2 separate regions of the Homo sapiens genome follow, and region 1 is linked to region 2. Evidence: chromatin contacts called from ENCODE Hi-C or POLR2A ChIA-PET data. All regions are on one chromosome and are shown on one strand. Each heading gives the region's core, a stretch centred on a gene start or an enhancer-like site at or near the end of the contact. The rest is flanking DNA. Distances are from core to core; before and after follow the strand shown. Region 1 overlaps TGFA (transforming growth factor alpha). Region 2 has its middle 42 kb from the start of FAM136A.

Evidence for each region. A loop is a pair of places that touch in the nucleus more often than their neighbours do. ChIA-PET counts read pairs that join two places held with the same protein, here RNA polymerase II (POLR2A). Pooled maps may share reads with other maps.
Region 1: a loop to region 2 is called in a map of PC-9, with 7 times the contacts of the local background. The contact joins two enhancer-like sites. A Hi-C loop is called at or near these places in 2 of 168 maps with a recorded cell type or tissue (PC-9 and mammary epithelial cell) and 5 of 50 pooled maps. POLR2A ChIA-PET finds 5 or more read pairs at or near these places in 1 of 52 experiments (RWPE1).

The regions. Positions count from the first base shown.
Region 1 is chr2:70,522,758-70,529,163 of GRCh38, forward strand. All of the region lies in intron 1 of TGFA (transforming growth factor alpha), which reads right to left. Among named protein-coding and RNA genes, the nearest start is that of TGFA, 28 kb to the right of the region's middle. RefSeq lists an enhancer at 1,255-1,871. Within about 2 kb of position 1,779, at least 21 of the 41 ENCODE cell types and tissues checked have a DNase peak (open chromatin) inside an H3K27ac peak, as active enhancers do; they include PC-9 and mammary epithelial cell, where a contact is called at or near this core.
Region 2 is chr2:70,340,699-70,347,531 of GRCh38, forward strand. It overlaps the pseudogene BRD7P6. Among named protein-coding and RNA genes, the nearest start is that of FAM136A, 42 kb to the left of the region's middle. Within about 2 kb of position 3,678, at least 3 of the 41 ENCODE cell types and tissues checked have a DNase peak (open chromatin) inside an H3K27ac peak, as active enhancers do; they include PC-9 and mammary epithelial cell, where a contact is called at or near this core.

The DNA.
Region 1 (6,406 bases), core at 529-3,028, 180 kb after region 2:
GTTTGTTACTTAAGTAGACGTGGGCCATGGTGGTTTGCTGCACAGAGCACTTGAATCCTGACATTCATTCATTCAACAAGTGCTCACTGAGCACCTGCTGCACCATTAGCGGGACATTGTCTAGGTGCTGGGCAGAGAGCAATGAATGAAAAGTCCCTTCCTATGAGAAAGGATCCTTCCAATTCTCAAAAGCCATTGAACTCCATTATAAATAGCTGTACCATTGTTCAGTTGGGTGGTAAGTTAAATCTGTGTTTTTCTATTTAAATGATATTAAATATTCCCACTACAATATTGAAAAATCCATGAGGAATGAAGGAACTGTCATCCTTATCCAAAGCCCGGATTTAAGTCTGCTGAAGTGGCCTGTCAAGTGGATCCTGCATTGTTTGGTCACCCGATGAGATGACCCCTGAAATATTTTATTTTCCTACCCTTAACTCATTTTGTTGGCTTTTCCTGAAACTTTTATAAGAACACAAAGACTTCCATCCAGTGACCCCAAAGAGGCCTGGCCATATCCCAAGGAGGCTAAGACAGAGGAGTGAACGCTCATTGTGAACGTTCGTTGTGAATGTTGTGTCCCAGGGCTCTTCAAGCAAAGGCAAGACTTGCCACAAGGAGTTTACAATCCAGATGATTGAAGCAAACACACTCACTGGTGTTCCTGTATCTCTGATGCTCCCTATTACAGCCCTTTCTTCCACCCAAATGTTTCTACCTAGTCCGGGTCTCTTACAAACACTAACTCCTTCTCTTCTGCGTAGAAAAGCCTCCTTACTGCCTGACGTCATTTCTACCAGCCTTCCAGGTCGAGCTCAATCCCCAAGTCCTCCACGATGCCCCCTGACCACTCTGGCAGGCAGAGCTCCCTGCCTGCACCTCCTAATACCCACCAGCACTGGGCTGGGTATAAGATCAGGTCACTCACATGGACTAGTATCTCCTGTCCCTCCTTCTCTCAGCCCAGACCTCATTTCCCACCATTACTGATTTAGGAGAGCTGGTTACTATCTTTCCCTACTTCAAGAGACAAATGAGAATATTGGCAAACTGCTTTGAACTCTTTAGAGTCAATGCCACTAACAAGTGCCCAGAACTGACACCACAGAAGTAACCTAGTTGTTACATAACCCTTTGCAGCTATGTTAACAGAGAAGTAACATAGCTGCAAAAGGAGGTGAAATGCTTTTCCTGACATCTGGAGAAGCATGCAAAAAATAAACAACTAAATAAAAAAGGCACAGAGACCCTTGGAGGAGGAGCCAGTTGCTTCCTGTTGAGACACTTTTGTTTCTAAGGCCCGGCCACTGTGATGCAACAACTCACACTGCCACACAGACATCTTCCTGTATTCTCCCCAACATGTTACCCACTTCAAAGCCTTATAGAATAAGGCTGCCCACTGATCTGGTGGTCCGAGAGAACCCTCTCTCATAAAGCAAAGCAAATAGCAGATAGGTAAAACATCTTTATCCAACAGTGTTAACCAGGATGCAGCACGCATCTGGCTAGAGGTGAGGAAGGCCCTGTGCTTGCTCTCACCTGTGCAGATCTATGCCACACCCTTTTGTGCCAGGAGGAAGCAATTGTCTCTTCCGAAGAGTTTAAGCCTTATCAAAGACTTAGACCAGGGGCTGGGTACTGAGTCAACCTTCCTCTTCCCCAGGCCTGCTCACGCACTGGCTGGCTGAGGGCCCCCATCCAAATTCCTGGAATTTCAAGGCAACAGGGCGAGTATCGCCGAGCCCTCTCGGGCTGGCTGGAGTTCCCCAGCTGCTGAATCACCAACAGGCTCTACCAGGGCCGAGTTCTGAGGTTGCAGAGAAGCCGTGCCAAGCTGAGGCACTCTGAAAACCTGTTCCAGCTGACTGGCACTGTGACACGAGGCCTTGAGGTGTCTCTGGAAAGGGTTACACTTGATTTTCCCAGAGTCCAGGAGGGAGGAAGAAGGGGATGGCGGCAGTGGGCTAGGGACAAAGCTGGGGATAAAGTGGCAGATGCTATAGCTATCCACAGGGCCCTGGGCCCTTTGCATTGTGAACCAGCTGAGCAGAGGGCACCTGGCTGACAAGAAGTACAGGAACCAAACACCACCTCTGGAAGGATCCATGGGGAGGTTATAAGTCCCTCCCTATCCGTGAAGGCCCATTGGCCCCATCTCAACTTCCCTGGCCTGTGATGTCTCAGAATTACCATCCTCTGGGCCCAGGTGAGCAGTGGTTCTGCTGGTGTGCACCTCGGGCCAGCAAAGTTAGACTCTTGGTGGCTGAAATCAAACCAAGCCCATCCCCTCAGCTCAGTCAAAGCCATGTGTGGGCATCATTCACACAAGTGGCTTGAAAGTAGGGTATGAGCAGGGAGGAGGTAAAAACAAGCAATCCTTGAACTCTGTCCCATTTCCTCCATGTGAATAGCTTGGTGATGACAAACTCATCCCTGCACCCTGGTGCACAACACCCTGGACACCCCGGAACCACCCTGCAGAAGGCATTGTGAGGCTTTGGGTTTGGGCCAATACAAATACCAGTGTGACTTGGCAGAATCTCAGATCAATGCAGCATCAGCCTGGAAGTAGGGGATGGGGGAAGGGGACAATGCTGCCCCATTGCTAATCCCCACTGTCCACCTTGGGGGCTGGCCACAGGACACCCCTTAGGCATGCTCACTTGAGTTGATAAGGGTGGCTGATTAAGAAGCAAGTTCAATCAAGAAGGAAACAAATCCCCAGAACTACAGGTTTTCAAGAGTTAAGGGGTAAATACACTTACTTCTTGCAGCTCCACATTTCTCAACCCACATCACACTGCAAACTGGCAGAATCTCTAAGTTCTCCTCCTTGGGCCCCAGAAGCAAGGGGCAGGAGGAGGGAGAAGAGGCTAGTAGGGGAGAAAGGCCTGGGCAACAAGTGCAGGCTCCAGGTGCTGAAGAGGAGGAGTGGACGGGGTGGTACTCAGATTTACTCCCTTTCACTGGGAGACCTTGACCAGACCACCCGCTAGCCCAGGGGTTCTTACTGCTGGTAGCAGATGCCCCTTAGGGAGCATCTGAGAACCTGTGGTGGGAGGTGCTTTCTGACTGTCACAAGGACTAGGGGGCACTACTGGTACTTAATGGTGGGGCCGCGGATGCTAAGTTTCTGATTTCTGTAATGCACAGAACCTTGTCTTGCTTAACATATTGACAGTGCACTCTGTTGAGAAATTCTGGGCCCCAACAGAGAAAGTCTCTTCAACTGCAGGTCATTTAGTTTCCAACTGTATATGGGCAGATGTACCCAAAACTCAGGGGAAATGCAACAAGCTTGTAGTCACATGAGCAGACAGGGCCACTCATTAGAGCCTTGAAAATGGTCACAGAAGGACCATGGTGATCCAACCTGCCCCATTTACCTGGAATGCTTTTTCCTGTCAGCTCTTCCCTCTATTCTCCAGGTCATCAGCCTGTGCCTGTCTTGTCTGTCTCTTTGTATTAACCCAAAGCATTCAGGTTACACAACATGAAGCCTATTTATAAAGTAACAAGACTGACAAGTCACAAAACCCACTCCAGGTGTTTTATAGTGGTGGGGTTCCAATGAGACTCGGAAGCCCCAAGAGGGAAGAAACACACGGGGATGATGCATTTGACTTTCTTTTGGTCCACTGCCAGATTTTAAGGCCCCTAATGTATCTCCCTCAGGTCAATACATGTTCTTACCAGCCACGTGTAGCAAAGCTGTTCAGTTAATGCCCCAAATGCACTTAGTTGTATGGGCAGAATCTCATTTATTGACTCGAGACAAACCAGTAAGGAACAAGGCATGCCAACCCCAGAGCTGTGGGGCAGAGAGCATCATGTATCTTTTAGCAGTGTCAATTTAAGACATTTTAAAGGAAAACAAAAATCCCGGAGAAAATGCAATAGCTCTGCTATGGGAAAATGGGAGTGGGATCTCCCCTACCAACCCTGCTCTAGTCCATTTTCCCCTTTAACTTTTGCTGGGGAAAGGGTGGTGATGAGAAGCAAAAAGGAGGGAGAGGGAAAAGAGGAAGTTTTCTGCTAGGATGGTTTAGTTCTAGCAAGAACAGAGACCAGCAGGAAGACTACAGAAAGAAGAATGAAGGTGGCAGCATTTCACCTTTAAGTCCCATGTAAGAGTGCAGTGAGAAAAGGGTTTCAGGTTACTAACAGTTAGTGTATTTCTGAAGTATTTTCTGGAAAAATTAGACTCATCTAAATGAAAGTGGTTCAGGAGTCAAAACCAATTGATAAAGTGGTCCAGACACTTTAGAAGACAGTTTTTCAGTTTCTTACAAAATCAAACACACCCTTATACAATCCAGCAATAGTGCTCCTTGGTATTTACCCAAATTAGTTGAAAACTTATCTTCAAAGAAAAATCTGCATATAGATGCTTACAGTAGCTTTAATCATAACTGTGAAAACTTGGAAGCAACCAAAATATTCTTCAGTAGGTAAATGGATAAACAAATTGTGGTACATTCATACAATGGGATATTATACAGCAATGAAAATAAATAAGCATCAAGTCACATAGAGAAAGCTTAAATACATATTACTGCATGAAAGACGCCAGTCTGAAAAGGCTGTATATTGTATGATTCTAACTATATGACAGTCTGAAAAAGGCAAAACTGTAGAGATTGTAAAAAGATCAGTAGTTGCCAGGGGCTTGGGAGAGGGGAGAAAGGGATGAACAGGTGTAGCACAGGCAATTTTTAGGTCAGTGAAATGACTCTGTACAATACTATAATGGTGGGTATGTGTCATTATAAATCTGTCCAAACACATAGAATGTACAACTACAAGAGTGAGCCCTAATGTAAACGAGGGACTTTAGTTTATATCTAACTTTAGTTAACTAATATTAACTTTAGTTAATAATGTACCAAAATTGACTCATCAATTGTAACAAACATATCACACCAATGCAGGATGTTAATAACAGGTGAAACTATGCAGTGGGGTAAAGCTCTCTGTGCTTTCTGCTCAATTTTTCTGTAAATCTAAAGCTACTCTAAAAAAGTATTCTATTACCAGCTGATGACAGTTACAGCACTGTGAAGTTGGATGACTTTACTCTGCACTCTGGATTGTCCAGTCATACTGTTTCCCTAGGTTCAAGTACAACGTCCTTCTCCTAAGGAAGCCATGGCAGGGGCAGCTTGAGTCAGACATTTCTGGAAATGCAGAGGAGACACTGCTTAGTCGTGGATGAGCAGCCTTGTACGGAGCACTGTGGCTCTCAGCCTCATCTGCTGCCCTGTGGGCTCAGCTGATTGCAAAGACAGACAAAGCTCACTTCCAGCCTTTGCCATCACTATGAATTCTACCCTGCTGAAAACAGAGAGGGCAGAAGCACGCTTATTTCTCACCTATGGTGAAATGTGTTGAAGGGCTATGTTCAGTAACATCTAATTTTAGTCAACTAGTCTTAACTTTAGTTAATAATATACCAATATTTTTGATATATTTTGAACAATTGCTCATTAATTGTAACAAACATACTACACCAATATCACATGTTAATAACAGGGTCATAGTAGCATGTATTCACAGTGGCTCCCAGGGAGAAGCAATGACCAGCTTCGGTCAGTAGCTGATCTCGCCGGGCTGGGCTGCCCTGTACCCCAAGCCTCACTCTCACACTGGGAGCATGTCAGACGAGAGGAGGCCGAGAAAAACAATGATCCCTGTGGAAAGAGGCATGGAAAAGGCAGGGGTTGGGGGAGTGGGGAGGGAAGGGTAGAACGATGTGGGGGGCGGGTGGGTCTTCCAGAGAAGTCATCTAGTAGAAAGGTTGACAGGCACACAGTCAGGAATCTGAGCAGCCTTTGAAACAACCAAGAAAAGCCAGTATCCTGGTTTTAGTGCAACTGGCCTTGCTTGTGTGGTTTCCCACAAAAAAGATGATGTATCTTAGGCGCTCTGGCTCTCAGCTGGGGATAAGTTATCAATACAATTTTTAAAAATCTATTGTCAGTGAGCTCTGTGACCAAGAGGGCAGAACCTAAGAGTTACTACAAGGGTAGTTTAATTCAACTTCTTGACCCTCCAGCTATATAAGGGAGGGCTCCCAAGTGGGTATCAGACACGGCCTTTATCATAAAATGAAGCTACAGCTACACAGAATTCTTCCAGCCTCCTCTCCCTGTTCCTTCTTACACTTCAGGAGAGAAAGGTACAAGAGAGCACTGGGTGGGACGAGGGGGGCTTTTAATTGTCCAGCATCCACCTCTGGTGAAAATGTGTAGCAAGCAGCTCACTCCCATCCCTGGCTTTATCTTTGTTGCCAGCACTGTTACAACCTGACATTTTATGGTATGTATGTCTGTTTGTTTTCTGTCTCCTTGGGACCAAGTCAGGTGTGTGAGGTGGAGGGGAGTGTTTTTGGTTCACCGTA
Region 2 (6,833 bases), core at 2,428-4,927:
TTTATTACTTGATCCAGTATACACATATGCAAACACACACATTTATTGAAAAAAGTTTCTCCACAAAACTTTTGTTATTACATTTTCCATTCTATTCTGTTCTCTACCAGTTAATTCTTAAAAATCAATGCTGGTCATGACACACTTGAATGATTTCATGACCCACTGATCTAGTTATCTATTGCTGCATAACAAATCATTCCAACATGATGACCTAAAGCAACAGTAATTATTTCAGTATCTTTCATGGTTTCTTTGGGGCAGCAATTTGGGAAGGGCTCAGTAGGGCCGTTCTGATTTAGGTGTCTCATGTGACTGTGGTCAGTAGCTGGGGCTGGAAGTGACAGACTGAATTAGCTATCTCTCTCTCCAGGTAGCATCCCCGTGTGGTCTCAGTGTGGGCTTCCTTGTGCATGGCAGCCTCAGGGCAGTTGAACTGATTAAGGTGCCTCAGAGCTCCAAGTGGAAGTCATATAGCATCATTTTCTCCAGAATCACAAGCCCACTCCAATGCAGCGAAGGGAACATAGACTCTACTTCATAATGGGTGGAGTGTCAAAGTCCCATTGTAAGAACAGCAGGTGGGATGGGACATACGAGTCACCTTTGGAAAATGAATTAGCCACATCGAGAGCACCACTGCAATTTGAAAAGTACTCCTCTAGAGGGCACTGTTGTCATGTGACGCTGGATCCATTTGACTGGGGAATGGGGTGGAGTGATGGGAAGTGTGTTGGGGAGACAGAATAAGGAATTTGGGTGTTGGCAAAGGGGCGGCTTATCCTTTTTGAATTGATCATTCCTTCTGTTGCATAGAACTTGTGATGGCAGTGATGGGGGGGTGTGGCCATGTGGATGTCCTAAGGGAGGGGAACCCAGCAAAGGAGAAGGGGGGCTAGTGACCAGCTTGCAGGGCTTTAAGCCTCTGTGCATTCTCCCCAGTGCCTAGCAGAAGTCCTTGCCCATGGATCAATTTGACAGCTAAGAATAAAGTGTCCATGGGTCACCAGGCAGAAGTCTGAGCTTTGGGAAGGATAGCACCAAGCCTAGCACCCTCACAGTACCCACAATTTCCACCAAAGCATGGCTGGCTCCATACTTCTGGTGCTTGGGTGCTGGCAATGATGACTTGGAAGACTGATGCAGATGTATGAGTGGATGTGATTGTCCAGGAAGAGTGATAAATAAGGAGAAAGGGGCCAAGGAAAGAAAACTGGGGCTTCCACATTTAAAGAGAAAAAGAGGTGGCAGAGGAGGCTGGGAAGGCACGGTCAGAGATGCAGGAGCAAACCCAGTGAGATGGTGGCATGGGCTGGGATGGTTTCTAGGAGGCAGTGGCCCTCAGGGTCAAGTGCAGCTGCAAAATCAAGAAAAAAGGGAACCATCAGATGTGGCAATGAGGAGGTCCCTGGTGACTTTTATGATGCCATTTGCAGGAAACCAGGTAGGCAGGGCATTTAGGGAGTGCAGTAGAGATGGGAGGGAGGAGTGAAGGGCTATAACTTGAGAAGAGGGAAGGGTCATGAGGTTTTTGTTTTTTAAATCTTGGGTGAGACTAAGCTGGCACATAGGCAAGGGAAAGGAGATGGAATGAGAAACCAAAGACTAAAAGGGAATAACTGGGCTGGGCGTGGTGGCTCATGCCTGTAATCCCAGTACTTCAGGAGGCCAAAGCCGGCGGATCACTTGAGACCAGGAGTTTGAGACCAGCCTGGCCAACATGGCGAAAGCCCATCTCTACTAAACATACAAAAATTAGCTGGGTGTGGTGGCGCATGCCTGTAATCCCAGCTACTCGGAAGCTGAGGCATGACAATTGCTTGAACACAGGAGGCTGAATTGCTTGAATACAGGAGATCGCACCACTACACTCCAGCCTGGGAGACAGAGTGAGACTCCGTCTCAAAAAAAAAAAAAAAAAAAAAAAAGCGAACAAAAAAAGAGGAATAACTGATACGGCCTGGTGTGAGGCATGGGGTCCAGCATCCAGATGGAGGGGTCAGCCTTAGAGGGGTAAGGTGGGTGTTCCTTCTGAGAGAGATGGGAACTAATAAAACCAGGAAGAGATGAAGATTTAGGGAGAGGGGGTGGTCTGCTGAGCTAGTTCAAGTGAGCAGTGAGGATTGGGTAGATGGCTTGAGAAGAGTTTGTTAGAGATGAGTGAAAAGCCTGTTTAGCATCAACTCACACATATCTAGTACCTACTCTGTGTCACATGTTTTCACAAAAATGATTTTATCCTTACAACAGTATGTGAAACAGAAAACATCCTTATTTGCAGGCTCCAACCTCTTCCTTGTTGAGTGAGTTCCTTGCTTACCTGAGCATAAGAATGTGCTTGTGAGGAAAAGGAAGGTAAGGAATCCAGGTCAGTCCTGAAGCTCAGAGCAGCCTGGCATCGCCTAGCCCAGGGACCCTTGATGAGGCTGGTTGCCTACTTGAAACAAGGGAAAGCAACCATGATTCTGTTTTGAGTCTGGGAAGAGGGGCTAGCATGGGGGAATGGGTCCCTCAGACCTTTGCCCAAGGTCTAGTCAAAGGGAGGAGGGGGAGGTGGTGAACTCTGCCTTCAGGAATACACGTGGAGTGGGGTGCAGTGCAAATAGCAGGGCCCTACCATCCATGTCTTTCTAGCTTTGCACCCCTGGACAAGCCACTTTGTATAAGCCTTTGTTTCTTCATCTGCAAAAAGGGGATAATTCTATTAAATTTGTATATCTGTGGAATGCAAAGTACCTGGAAATCCTAGACACCCAATACCTGCTGTTATTATTTTTTTGAGGTGGAGTCTTACTCTGTTGCCCAGGCTGGAGTGCAGTGGCACAATCTCGGCTCACTGCAACCTCTGCCTCCTGGGTTCAAGTGATTCTCCTGCCTCAGCCTCCTGAGTAGCTGGGATTACAGGTGCGTGCCACCACACCCATCTAATTTTTAATATTTTTGGTAGAGATGGGGTTTCACCATGTTGGCCAGGCTGGTTTTGAACTCAAGTGATCCACTCGCCTCAGCTTCCCAAAGTGCTAGGATTACAGGCATGAGACACCACGCCTGGCCCCTCCTATTATTATTATCATCATCATCATTTCATTTACTATCTCAGAGAAAGTCAGGAACTCCTGACTCAAGATCAGGACTTTAAGAATGTGGTAAGATTTTGGAATCTTTGTAACTAACACAGACCCATTTTATCACTTTTTATGTCCCCTATGACCTTATAGTAATTAGCAGTCAAATCCTTAAAACTGAGATGCCTGGGTACTTTATTTTTTGAGAAGTAACAGAAAAAGGGAGCCGGGAAGACTGTCTTACTTCACTGCTTGGACTGGAGTGAGGAGAATCCAGAAGTCAGAGTGGCTGCAGCTGAGATGGAGAAGAACTTGCTGCTTAGAGGAAGGGGACTGTAAGTAGCCAAGATGGGTCTTGGGGTACAGCTGAAAGGAAGGCATTTGGAGGGACCTGGGTGATGCCAGCCACAGCCAAATCATTTCCAGAGGGAGGGCTTCCTTGCCACTTCCCTCCAATGTGCCACTTCTACTGCCTAGAGCCTGGATGACCACGGGGTCCTGTGCCTCCTTGTCTCTCTGTGCTCATCTTGCCTGTGTCACTCATCAGTCAGAAGTGCCTTCAGGGTGGGGACAGGAACTTGTTCACTGTTGAATCTCCAGTGCTTACTGCTCAGTGCCTTCCCTGTGGCCAATCCTCTGTAGATGTGATTCATTGACTGCCTGCATGTCTGAATGAGTGAATAAATGAATGAATGACTAATCATTGAATAACAGAATAAAGCAAATTCAAGAACCTTGTCTCAGCCTGTTTTGAGTCTATTGAAGTGTTGCCCAAGTGTCAGTTAGGGTCACCTAATTCCTTAAGAATTAGATAAACTTCCTTTGAGCCATCTATTTCACAAATGGGAAATCCAGAGGTCTCCCTAACATTTCTGTGGGTTCTTAGGGCTGTGGGCTAGGGTGTGGATGGAGAAATAGTGGGAGAGAGGCTTATGGTTTCCACTGGTTCTAAACTTCTGCTTCCTCAGTTTAAAGACTGTCTCCATCCAACTCTGCCTTCTCCTATGTGTGCAGTACAATCTCTTCCTTTTTCCACATGATCCACACTCCCGCCAAACAAGGCAAGTTGTGTGTGGATCAGACTTCACTGTGGTACTAGGGGTTGGGGCAGAGGAGGAGTTTACATCATGACAACGCAGCAGTTCCAAATTAAATGTATTCTTACAATCCTTTGACATCCCACCACTAGAGATGTCTTGTTGGTTGTTTTATTACAGTGGACTCCAATCTTAAGCCATCTTATGATCTTCTCTTTACTTGTTTGCCCTCCTCTTTTTCTTCTTCTCATCGCTTCCACTCCAGGTTGCTTTCAGGACCTTCAAAATCTCTTTGTATTTTAAAGACCAATTTACCCCACCAAGAGCATCCCTGATAATAAAATAACTAACAACTGCAGAGTACTTACAGCCTTTTTTTTTTTTTTTTTTTTTTTTTGAGACAGAGTTTCGATCTTGTTGCCCAGGCTGGAGTACAATGGCATGATCTCGGCTCACCGCAACCTCCGCCTCCAAGGTTCAAGTGATTCTCCGCCTCAGCCTCCCGAGTAGTTGGGATTACAGGCATGCACCACCATGCCCGGCTAATTTTTTGTATTTTTAGTAGAGACAGGGCTTCTGCATGTTGGTCAGGCTGGTTTTGAACTCCCAACCTCAGGTGATCTGCCCACCTTGGCCTCCCAAAGTGCTGGGATTACAGACGTGAGCCACCATGCCCGGCCCCTTGATAGCTCTTAATACATATGCATAGAGATGTACAAGTGTATGTGTGCACGTGGGTGGTGGTGTGAGAGAGGTTTAGGTGGCATCCTTCATCTGGCCCAGGACCACCAAGGTAAGATCCAACCCAGCTCTCCCTTGTCTTCCTGCTATGGGGGCAATGAACAGGAGCCTGCAGGTCCCCTGGCTGTAAGAAGTACCCAACTCTAGGGCCAAGGAATGAGAGTAAGAAGCAGAGGGCCACTCTGTGATTTCTCCTTTGCTTCACCAATGGGCCTCTGCTTTAAGTGCAAAAGCGGTTAAAGGTGCTTGAGGCTTAATGTGTCTCATTAAGGGCTTGGGCTGGCGATGGCTGCCTCTCTCTGCTGAAGGCTGTGACTCCCTTTAAACAGCTCGCTCCCATGGCCATGGGTCTCTCTGTGTGTCCACTCCCTCCCTTGCCCCTCAGGTCTAGAGATAGCAACAGCTCCCCACTGTTGCTAGTTTCAGGATAAATCACAGGATTGTTGCCCTTAATCTGGTTCCCACCATGCGACTGATCTCTTTATTAAACTCTCTTCAATCATGCTAAGTGTGTCCTCATTTCAGTTCAGACTCTTCCTTTGAGTCCTTTGTGCCCTAGTCCTAGTTTTAAGAGTCTTGGCTACCTGTAGGAGACCTTAAGGGTCCCTCAGGTGTTGCTGGGTTCTCTAAGAACTCCTTAGAGACCTGTTTGAGACAAGGTCTTGCTCTCTTGCTCAGAGTGGAGTGAAGTGGCACAATCACATCTCACTGCAGCCTCGGTCTCCTGGGCTCAAGCAATCCTTCCACCTCAGCCTACCGCGCAGCTGGGACCACGCCTGGCTAATTTTTAATTTTTGTAGAGACGGGGTCTCACTATGTTACCAGGCTGGTCTCCAACTCCTGAGCTCAAGCGATTCTCTCACCTCTGCTTTCCAAAGTGCTGAGATTACAGGTGTGGGCCACCGTGCCTAGCCTAGGTTTTGTAAGCAATTATGCAACCTTCACCCTTTCCCCCTAGAGGCTCTAAAACTCTGCCATTAGAGAGTCCTTCTCAAGCAAACCAGGGATATGCTCTGGTATGAAAAGGTGGTGGGTTTTCCAGTTTGTTCTGAGGGCCCAAGCCCCTTTAGAACAAGAATCAAAACAATGCCTGGGACCTGCCCTGTTATCCAACCCTATGCTCTCTCTTCCTGGTGGAGGCTCCAGAATTTCTGGATCACTGGATTTAGGGGATGCAATCCAGCTGGAAGAGAGTGGAACAGAGTTAGGGAACTTGTCTTGAAGCTGCAATTGCAGGGTTTTGCACCGAGTGTTTTAGGAGGTGGCTTGTGTGGGGTGGTGGTGAGGGGGTGCTGATGAGATTTTAGAGGAAGGTTTTGAGCCTGGGCACTGCTACTGGCTTCCCCTTTTGTTAGAACCTGGCCATGCCTCTGAACATGGCTTCTCTTCTCTCTGTGGACTGACAGCACCTGAGGGAGGGCAGGGAACAACCAGGGAGGCCCCAGCATGGGAACAGAGAAGAGAGACAGGCAGCCCTGCCTGTACCAGGGACCTCTTGAAGACTGTGTGGATGGTCCCTGACTTAGGATTGTTTGATTTAGGATTTTTTGACTTTAGATGGTACAAAAGTGATACACATTCAGCAGAAACTGTACTTTGAGTTTTTGGAATTGGGCTACATTTGTTGATATTGTTTTTTCTATTGCAATTAAGTCTAATAGAAGAGATGTTATATTTTGGTTGCAGTGAGGTTTGAATATGATATCATGTGGTGTATTGTAATGGGAAGAAACCTAATATGTTGAAGAATTTATATGTGTGTGAAGGGGATTCAAGTTTGAGATTATTAGTCATAAGATTAAGTTCCACTGCTACTGTAAATCCTAGAATGCTTATGCCAAGGGCTTTAAGTTTTAGTTTAGTTTAACACAACCATTCTGTTTTCCAACTTCAGTATAGTATTCAATAAATTACATGAGATATTTAACACTATTATAAAATAAGCTTTGTGTTCAATGATTTGCTCAACTGTAGAGTAATGTAAGTGTTC